Linked DNA regions of Homo sapiens: region 2 is linked to region 1. Evidence: chromatin contacts called from ENCODE Hi-C data. All regions are on one chromosome and are shown on one strand. The core of a region is the stretch at or near the end of the contact, and the rest is flanking DNA. Distances in the headings are between cores, read along the strand shown.

What was found. Hi-C counts contacts between places; a loop is a spot of excess contacts on that map. Pooled maps may share reads with other maps.
Region 2: a map of CD8-positive, alpha-beta T cell shows a loop between it and region 1 (5-fold over the local background). The contact joins the promoter of ABRAXAS1 here to the promoter of RASGEF1B in region 1. A Hi-C loop is called at or near these places in 2 of 168 maps with a recorded cell type or tissue (CD8-positive, alpha-beta T cell and naive thymus-derived CD4-positive, alpha-beta T cell) and 10 of 50 pooled maps.

Annotation. Positions count from the first base shown.
Region 1 is chr4:81,469,072-81,473,288 of GRCh38, reverse strand. RASGEF1B (RasGEF domain family member 1B) reads left to right here and starts at 1,382. Exons shown (of 14, transcript NM_152545.3): 1 at 1,382-1,519. RefSeq lists a silencer at 1,041-1,450.
Region 2 is chr4:83,483,214-83,487,458 of GRCh38, reverse strand. ABRAXAS1 (abraxas 1, BRCA1 A complex subunit) reads left to right here and starts at 2,359. Exons shown (of 9, transcript NM_139076.3): 1 at 2,359-2,473. The coding sequence starts at 2,387. RefSeq lists a silencer at 2,144-2,633.

The sequences.
Region 1 (4,217 bases), core at 133-2,632:
TCGGGATGCAAAAACTGAGCTTGAAAAATCAACCAACCAGTACAACCACAACAGCAGGGCAGGGCCACCCAGCCTCTGTGTTTCACTCTGCATGGCTGGCCCACCAAGTTCCCTTGGCCTTATGGCTTCTCATTTAAACTGCAGAGAAGCTATGGTTAAGTCAAAGGCTCAAGTAGGTTAGAGTGAATTACTGAATCAGAGGAGTCCTATTTACACAAAGGAGGGAAGGAGTATCATAAAGAGGAAGAAAAGTAAAAGGAGGCATAAATGAAGAAAATGAAAGAGGAATCCGCTAAGAATAGACAAAGTGAGCGTCAAAATGACTCCACCCCAGGAAGGAGAGGGGGAGGGACCCATGGAGCAGGAGGGAAAAGGATTCCTCCCCCTCAGTAATCTTAATTATAACAGTATAGGACAGGTATGAATAGTGTTGTTTTATATATGAGAAAACTGAAGCTCAGAAAAGCTGTATCACTTACTCAAGGAAATACAGTTGGTAAGAGTCTCCTAATTCTGTAAATTTTTTCTTTTCATAGGTCTCTTTCTTCCCTTGTTTCCATCATTATTTCCCTCTGGCCTCCTTTTATGTGTACAAAGTGAAGTACGGAGGTTTTTACCTTTTTTCTGAAATAGTTATCAAATATCCCATGATGGAGTGAGTACGTGGTTACCATGACAACACAGCCCTCACTGAGGACTAGCCTCCCTGCTTTGCCTCCGGAATCATGTTTCACGGAACAGGTTCCTCTCCGTGCAACTTCTAGCAGCTGTAATTCTACATTTTGTTTGGGTGATTATTTGCTGAATGTCTGTCCTCCACTAGACTATGTAAGTTTCACAATGGCAGAGACCAGCCTACTTTGCCAAGTGTGCCCCCAGCGTTTTGCACAGTGCTTAGCACCAGGATCTATGTGTTATTTGCTAAGCAAATGTTCTGTGGTTCCTCTCCGCTCTCTTCTGAAAGTTACATGGACAGTAACCTTTAGCTCACAATTATGTTAATAAATACTGTGTAACGAGTCGGGCCGGTATTTACAGATAGTATACACGTGAATGAACACACACACACTCACGACTGCACAACAGCCCGGGGCAGGTGCACTCAAGAGGAAACGCGCACAGTCGGAGCCAGCCTGACCAACGCTGTTAAACACCGCTGCGCTGGGCTCCGCGGGCCTCTGCCGCGTGGGAGGGCACCCAGGCTGACGCGCTGCGGGAGTCTGGGGCCCACTGGGACTTGCCTGCCGGGCCGGGTGGCGGCGGCGTGGGCGGTGAGCTGCGCGGTGATTGGCCCGCGCCTGCCGGGGCGGGGCGGGGCTGGCAGCGGGAGGCAGGCGCCTGAGCCAAGGGGGGCGTGCGCGGCGGCGGCTGCCGTAGTTTCAGTATAAACAAGGAACCCGACTGGTTAGACAGATTTTGTTTTTCTTCTTCCCGCGCGCTTTAGCTCCCTGTCCTTTGGTCGCATTTGTGGGCGCGCGGCACGCAGCCGGGAGGCCGAGGACTCGGAGTTCACCTGCAGGTAGGTTGTTCCCTGGCTGGGTTGTTCTCCCGGCTGGGGGACCACAGCCCGGAGCGGGAACTCCGGACCCTACTGCGCGCTGCGCTCTCCCTGGAGATCCCTGGGCCGCGCGGGGAGCGAGCGGGGCTCAGAGACTTCACCGGCTGCCGGGTGCGCTCCGAGGCGGCGGGAGATCCCGAGGCGAGTGAGCGCGAACGCGGGCGCCAAGAGCCGAGTTACAGCCCGGGACCGGGGGAGGGCCCCTGCCCGGCCGCTGCGGGTACCTGGGACTGCCGCGGCCCCAACAGGTGCGAGGCCGAGCCGCTGGGACCCGGGCAGGGCCAGGCTTGGGTTGGGTTGGGTTGTGCCTTCCCTCTTTCTCCCTGATCCTGCAGCCAGGCCTTCTGTCTCGAGATAGGTGGTTTTTGAGGATTTGTCTTGAGTTGTAATCGCGTCCATCATTTTTTTCATCCCTTCTTTCCTTCGTGTGCATACCTAGGTTGATTCTTCCACTTCTTGACCAGTTTTGTGTGCGTGTGTGTGTAGGGGGAGCTGTTTATTTTTGTTGTCAGTGCCATGTAATCTAAAGTCTGACTCGTAGGAAGGGACAAGGGAACAGAAGTCACATACTCGCCACCGACAAGGTGATGTGCTGTCATCCTTCGGTGTTCACCTGGCAAACTTGGGAGACACTGAGTCGCCTTGCTTTTGCCAGAGCTCAGTTGAGTCGCCTCGGGTCACCTGCCTGGGGAATCTCAGATGAGCTAGAGGTATCTAGGAGCCTCGCGGGCAGTCAGCTTAAGGGAGGTTCTTTCTAAGGGAGCTGTGAAAACAACTTAAGTGCTGCACCAGGGAAAAGGGCGAGACGGGGGCTGGGGTGCGCGCGCCTTTGTGTGTGTGTATGGACGTACCATTTCAATACTGCTTGCTGTCTTGCCCCAACCAAATCGGCGCAGTTCAGGCAAAAGCAACGTAGCTTAATCCTCTGACACTGCCGAGGGTGGCACAAGTGTGGCAGATAACACAAGGAGATTGTCTAGACGGCGATTTTCTCTTCGGAATGTAGATGTGTCCATCCTCCCTGATGAATTCGGTGGATATGGTGTATATAGATGAATATGCACACAAATTTGTGTATGTGTTTGGGCCGAACGCGTCTCCAAGGAGTCCTTCGTCAGCACCATGTGACGACGGTCAGGAACTGCTGGTGTGTGTAGATCTATATTTAGCTCAGATGGTCTAATGGCCGAAGGGAGGGTCTCTGAACTGGGTGCATAAAGGGGAAGAGTCTAGGGATCAGGGTGGTGCACTCTTGAATGATGTCTGGCACAGTCACACTCAGATGGGGTGAATAATTGCCCTTTCCTCGTGAAAACAGTAGCTAGAGCTTGGCATGTGATGGCTATGCCTTAATTTAAAACATAGTTGGACCATGGCGATAAGCCTCTGCTAAGAAACAAGGAGGTTTACAGTTAAGCAGCGTATATACCTGGTTGGCCGTTTGGGTGAAAATAACTGGTCCCATGAGATTTAGAACAAATATAGAGTTGCTTTCTTTAATAAAAAGAAATAAAAATTATTTGCTGTTGAGGTTTTCATAACAGAAAAAAAGAAGGCAGCTTGTTAAACCCTATCATTAAAGGTAATTTTATTTTTTTAAGTGAGGGGCAGTGGTGGAGCTAGAGAGGAGGACCTTAGGGCACTTTTGACAGATATCAGGGTTTACAAACAGCGTTATATTATGCCTCTCAAGCAGATTTTCTGGTGAAGATGAGATCAGCCACTGATTAACAAGTTTCTTGTTGGCATTCTTCCACTGCATGTCGGGTCAATCCTTTGTTTTCTTGGAGGTGGGCAACATTTCTAACTACTAAGCATATTGGCCTTGTACTTTCCAGTTGTCTAACGAAGTGTTACATTCTTAGAATTTATTTCTCCTATGGTGCATTTTCAGTCTTGCTTCATTTTATGTGCTCCACTGGATATTTTATCTGATACTAACACATCTAATACCTGGGAATCATACTGTCTTTTGGAGAAGAGAATCACCAGAAAGCATTCCCATGTATTGTCTCCCGCTAACCCCCTACAGCTTAGCATCTAATAGATTATTTATATGTGTGTGTGTGTGTGTGTATATATACACATATATGTACATATATACATATGTATTTATATGTATAACTAAATCAAAGTATTATAATAACACATAGTTCTTATATAACATTTTATTCTTAGAACCTAAAATTAACTACTAGTTAATAGAGTACAATAGACTATATAAAAACAATTCAATACACCTTTCTAAGGAAAAAGACATGGTAAGAAAATTGAAGGGGAGGAGCTGGGATCCCTAGTATGACTCAGGAGTGTTGGGATCAGCTTTGTCAATATCCGCAGAGTACCTGGAAGAATTGGACTTGGGAGGAACATTGGGATAGCCCCAGGAGAGCACCTCCTTGGAAAGGAGATGGGTGAATGGAATGTCTTTTTCTTTGCTTGGGAGAAGAATCTAGAATCCTTGAAGCAGGGATTGGGAAACTTGATTCTGATGCCACACATAATAAATGAAAAAGCTGTGAAAACATTTTGTGACTTCTTAAAGAGGCCAATTGCACTGTTAAAAATGCTGTTTAAGATTTATGGGATTTTTATTAGTAGTAGTTGAATTCAGGTATTGCCAGCCCACCCCCCTCACTTTTTCAGACCTATAGTTGTC
Region 2 (4,245 bases), core at 1,110-3,609, 2.0 Mb before region 1:
TCCGTCTCAAAAAAAAAAAAAAAAGAAAAAGAAAAGAAAATGCCTCCCAGGGTGTGGCCACTCAGGCTTCCATTTGATCTTTTCAGGTTTCAAAAGCAGAGTTCTTAGCAATATATATCTTCATTATTTCAGGCATCTGATATAATTAAGATAAGAGACAATATCATCCCTTGCTTTGAGTTTCTTTGGAGGTCTTAATGAATATTGGATTTCCCTCATTATATAACCCGTTTATTTATTCCTTTACTCTCATCTACTATTTCTCCTTATCTCCACTCATACCCAAGCTTTTTTGGCTTCCGAAGGAGTATTTGGTTCAGCTACTGTGCTGCTCTGGGTTGCAGGAAGTAAAACTAGTGATGTGGTTCAGGACACACTACTCCAAAATATAGCACCTGAGCATTTGAGAAAATAGCAGAGCAAAGAGGTCATTTGCACCTTCCCCTCACTCCTTTTGCCCTGAAGCAGGCCATAAACCATAGAAAGAATACTCTGGCCATCTCCCTTGAGGCAGGCCATAAAACCCGGTGTCCTTCCCTGAAGTAGGTCATAAGACCATCATTTGAGAGGTACCCTCCCTTTACATAGAGAAAAGGAATATCCTTACCTCTGAAGACACCAGGACACAGAGAAGAACCTGAACAAACAGCCCATTCTAAGTTCCCCCAGTTTGTTACCATTACATCATACTCCCTTTGTGTAATCATACTCCTGCACGACTGTCCACTCTTTATCAACCCTACGACAATTGTCTTCCACCCCTTCATTGAAATTTCATTATCTACTGACTGTGGAAAGAAGACTGAAAGTCAAACATCAAATCTAGAGCCCAGAGGAACTTTGTACTAAGTTATTGACTGCTGTTTGGGCTCATCCAACTTCCACAAAGAATTCTTTGCAAGCAATCCCTCAAGCTCATCCAAAGAATCAATTGTGATCCTCAAAATTACTTACATTCCTCCATCTCCCTCTCCCTTATGAAAAAGTGTACATAAGCATCTGAACCTCATTGGATTATTGGGTAATCACTCTACTGTGATTTTCTCCAGGGCACATTAATAAATTTGTATGCCAGTCGGGAGCGCCTGTAATCCCAGCACTTTGGGAGGCCGAAGGGGGCAGATCACCCGAGGTCAGGAGTTCGAAACCAGCCTGGCCAACATGGTGAAACCTTGTCTCTAATAAAAATACAAAAAAAATAAATAAATAAGCCGGGCTTGGTGGCACGTGCCTGTAATCCCAGCTACTCAGGAGGCTGAGGCAGAAGAATCGCTTGAACCCGGGAAGTGGAGGCTGCAGTGAGCTGAGATGGTGCCACTGCACTCTGGCCTGGGTGACCAAGCGAGACTCAGTCTCAAAAAAATAAAAAATAAAATAAATTCGTATCCCTTTTCCTTCTGTTCATCTTTTCTTTTGTTAGTTCACTCCAGTGAACCTTCAGAGGGCAGAGCTTTCCCTTCACCCCTACAAAATGAAGGCAAGAAACTTAATTCTAGGGAATAAATATATAATCATTAATTATATACATATGTATTGTGTGTTACGCAGCCACAGACAACTGCTTGACAACAAAACCCACAAATGTGCCACACTAATTCAGTAGTCTGCTATTATGCTTACTTTCAGTCATTTAAGAAACATACCTTTACGTGTGTGTGTGTGTGTGTGTGTGTGTAAAATACATTTGCCAAGCCCTGGTCCACTCACCTTACCATTTACATTAAATGAACCAGCTTACTATGATTATGCCTATCATTAAACTGTCAGAACATTAAATATCCATGTATTGTTTAAATTAGGCTGAAGTTTTCTAAAAGCAAGGGAACACACACATGCACACACACAAACACACAGACACAGAACATGGCTAGAGAGTTCTAGCAAAGACAATCCCCAAATGGTTATTAGTATTCTGTAAGTTTCAGTGAGTGAAGGGTGCTAAAATGCAGCTTGAAAACCAAAACCGTGGCATATCCACTGTGGCATCGTAATGTTGCTACTCAACTCTTTTATTCTTGTAATCATTGCTTGTCTTAAAATGACCCTGTCAACCGTGTTCATTTTGATAGCTTTGCATGTTTGTGACAGGTCGCTCAGCAGGCGCAGGCCACCAAAAGCAATTCGCAGCCCTCTGCAGTGGTACCGACATGCAGCGGCCTTCCGGGAGAGGCCGGCAGCAGAAGCGAAGGAGGAGCCGAGCGCGCGGCTGGGGACCCGCCCGCGCCCGCCCTCAGCCCCCTCGCCCCGCCCCTCTGCGGAGCGCGCAGCAGCCCGTGCGCCGGCGCAGGCCCCGCCTCCTCGCTGGGCCCCGCCTCGCTGCCACCACAGGGTCTTGCCTCCGCGCGCCCCGCCCTCGTCCTCTTGTGTAGCCTGAGGCGGCGGTAGCATGGAGGGGGAGAGTACGTCGGCGGTGCTCTCGGGCTTTGTGCTCGGCGCACTCGCTTTCCAGCACCTCAACACGGACTCGGACACGGTGAGCCGAGGGACGGGGCGGGGTCCGGCGTCGCCTGGGAAGAGCCCTGCGCGCGGCCTGCCTCCCCGCTGTTGCTCCGGTCCCCGCCCGCTCCCCCGACGCCGCCGCGCCTCCTCCCTGCGGTCGCGGCTCTGCCTTCTCTCCCCCTCAGCGGTCCCTGAGGTGCCTCGTGCCCACGAAGTCTTCTCCAGCATTAGCCCTCCCTCTGCTATCCTCCGTTATTTCCCTTTTCCGACCCAAGTGTCCCACACGCTCCCATCTTTCCTCGGCGCCCCTGTAGCTGTGGAAACTTGGGCGTGAAAAGATGGAAAGTTCACGGAGCGTCTTTCCGCTGCTCTGCGGAGCCTGCGGTAAACTTTCCGTTTCTCGCGACGCCCGACAGGCGTTTGCAAAACCAGGCGGACTTTTTCATGCAGAGCAGCGTCTGTGCGTGTTTGTTGCGATGGTAGGATGGTAAGGGAATAAAAATAGATGTTGCGTCCAGTGGCAAATCTTAGTGGATGGAACAGCTTAATCTGGTATATCAGATATCTTTTTATTTGCGTTATTAAATTTGTTAAAACAGTTTTTAAAAGTACGTTGCCTATTTTCTAAAAGTTCTATGAAATTAAAGAAACGCTGTAAAACGTTGAGCTCGGAAGTAGTTAATGTCCTGTAGCACTTTCAGTAACTTGCAGAAAGAAAGTCTAAGCATCTGAAATACACTTCCCTGCTGTGTGGTACAGTTCGGAGAATACCCTGCTGAACAATGCCTAGTAATTTCTGCTAAGTTCATTTTAAGATATAACGTCTATTTTACTCAAAATTGCCTTAATATAGGTCGGGCGCGGTGGCTCACGCCTGTAATTCCAGCCCTTTGGGAAGCCGAGGCGGGTGAATCACCTGAGCCCACGAGTTCGAGACCATCGGGGACAACGTAGTGAGACCCGGTCTCTACAAAATCTAAACATTACAAAATTGCTCTTTGGCACAATCCTAATAAAGGTTGGAATTGGTATGTTTTATGTATACAATTTCAGATAACCTTACAAAGTAATACCTAATAAAGAACAAATATATGACCATTTAAAATATATGTGTAGCTGTGGAAATTATTTTGGAATACCTGTAGTGTAGATAGAGTGGGACCGTAAATCCTCGGTAGCTTAAACGATTAGCCCTTGGGAAGTACCTGAGTGCTAGGGAGGCCCCTGTTTCTCAGATCTTTTTCCTGAAGTCTTTAAAGGGTGGTTTTTCTGGCTAGTTGCACTTGCATTGCCCCCCTGCTTCCCTTCCCTGAGTTCGTCTTTTGAGTATCAAAATCAAGAACACTAGATTCTGGATATCCCCCCGCGTGATTCCAGTAAAGACTCACATTATGGAAATAATCCTTTTTTACTTTTAGGGGAAAAAAGCATTATTAATTATAAAGAATATAAAATATTTCTGTAATCACAGCACTTTGGGACGCGGAGGCAGGAGGATCATTTGAGCCCAGGAGTTCAAGACCAGCGTGGGCAACATAAGGAGACCTCATGTCTACAAAAAAATTTTAAAAATTAGCCCGGCGTGGTGGCACGTGCCTGTAGACCCAGCTACTTGGAAGGCTGAGGCAGCAGGATTGTTTGAGCCTGGGAGGTCAAAGCTGCAGTGAGTAGTGATTGCACCGCTGCACTCCAGCCTGGGTGATGACAGAGCTAGACCTCTTCTCAAAAAAAAAAAAAAAAAAGATATAAAATCTTCATTGTCAAGCACATTGGGTCTTTAAGTGTGCCTAGAGAAATTGAATTCCC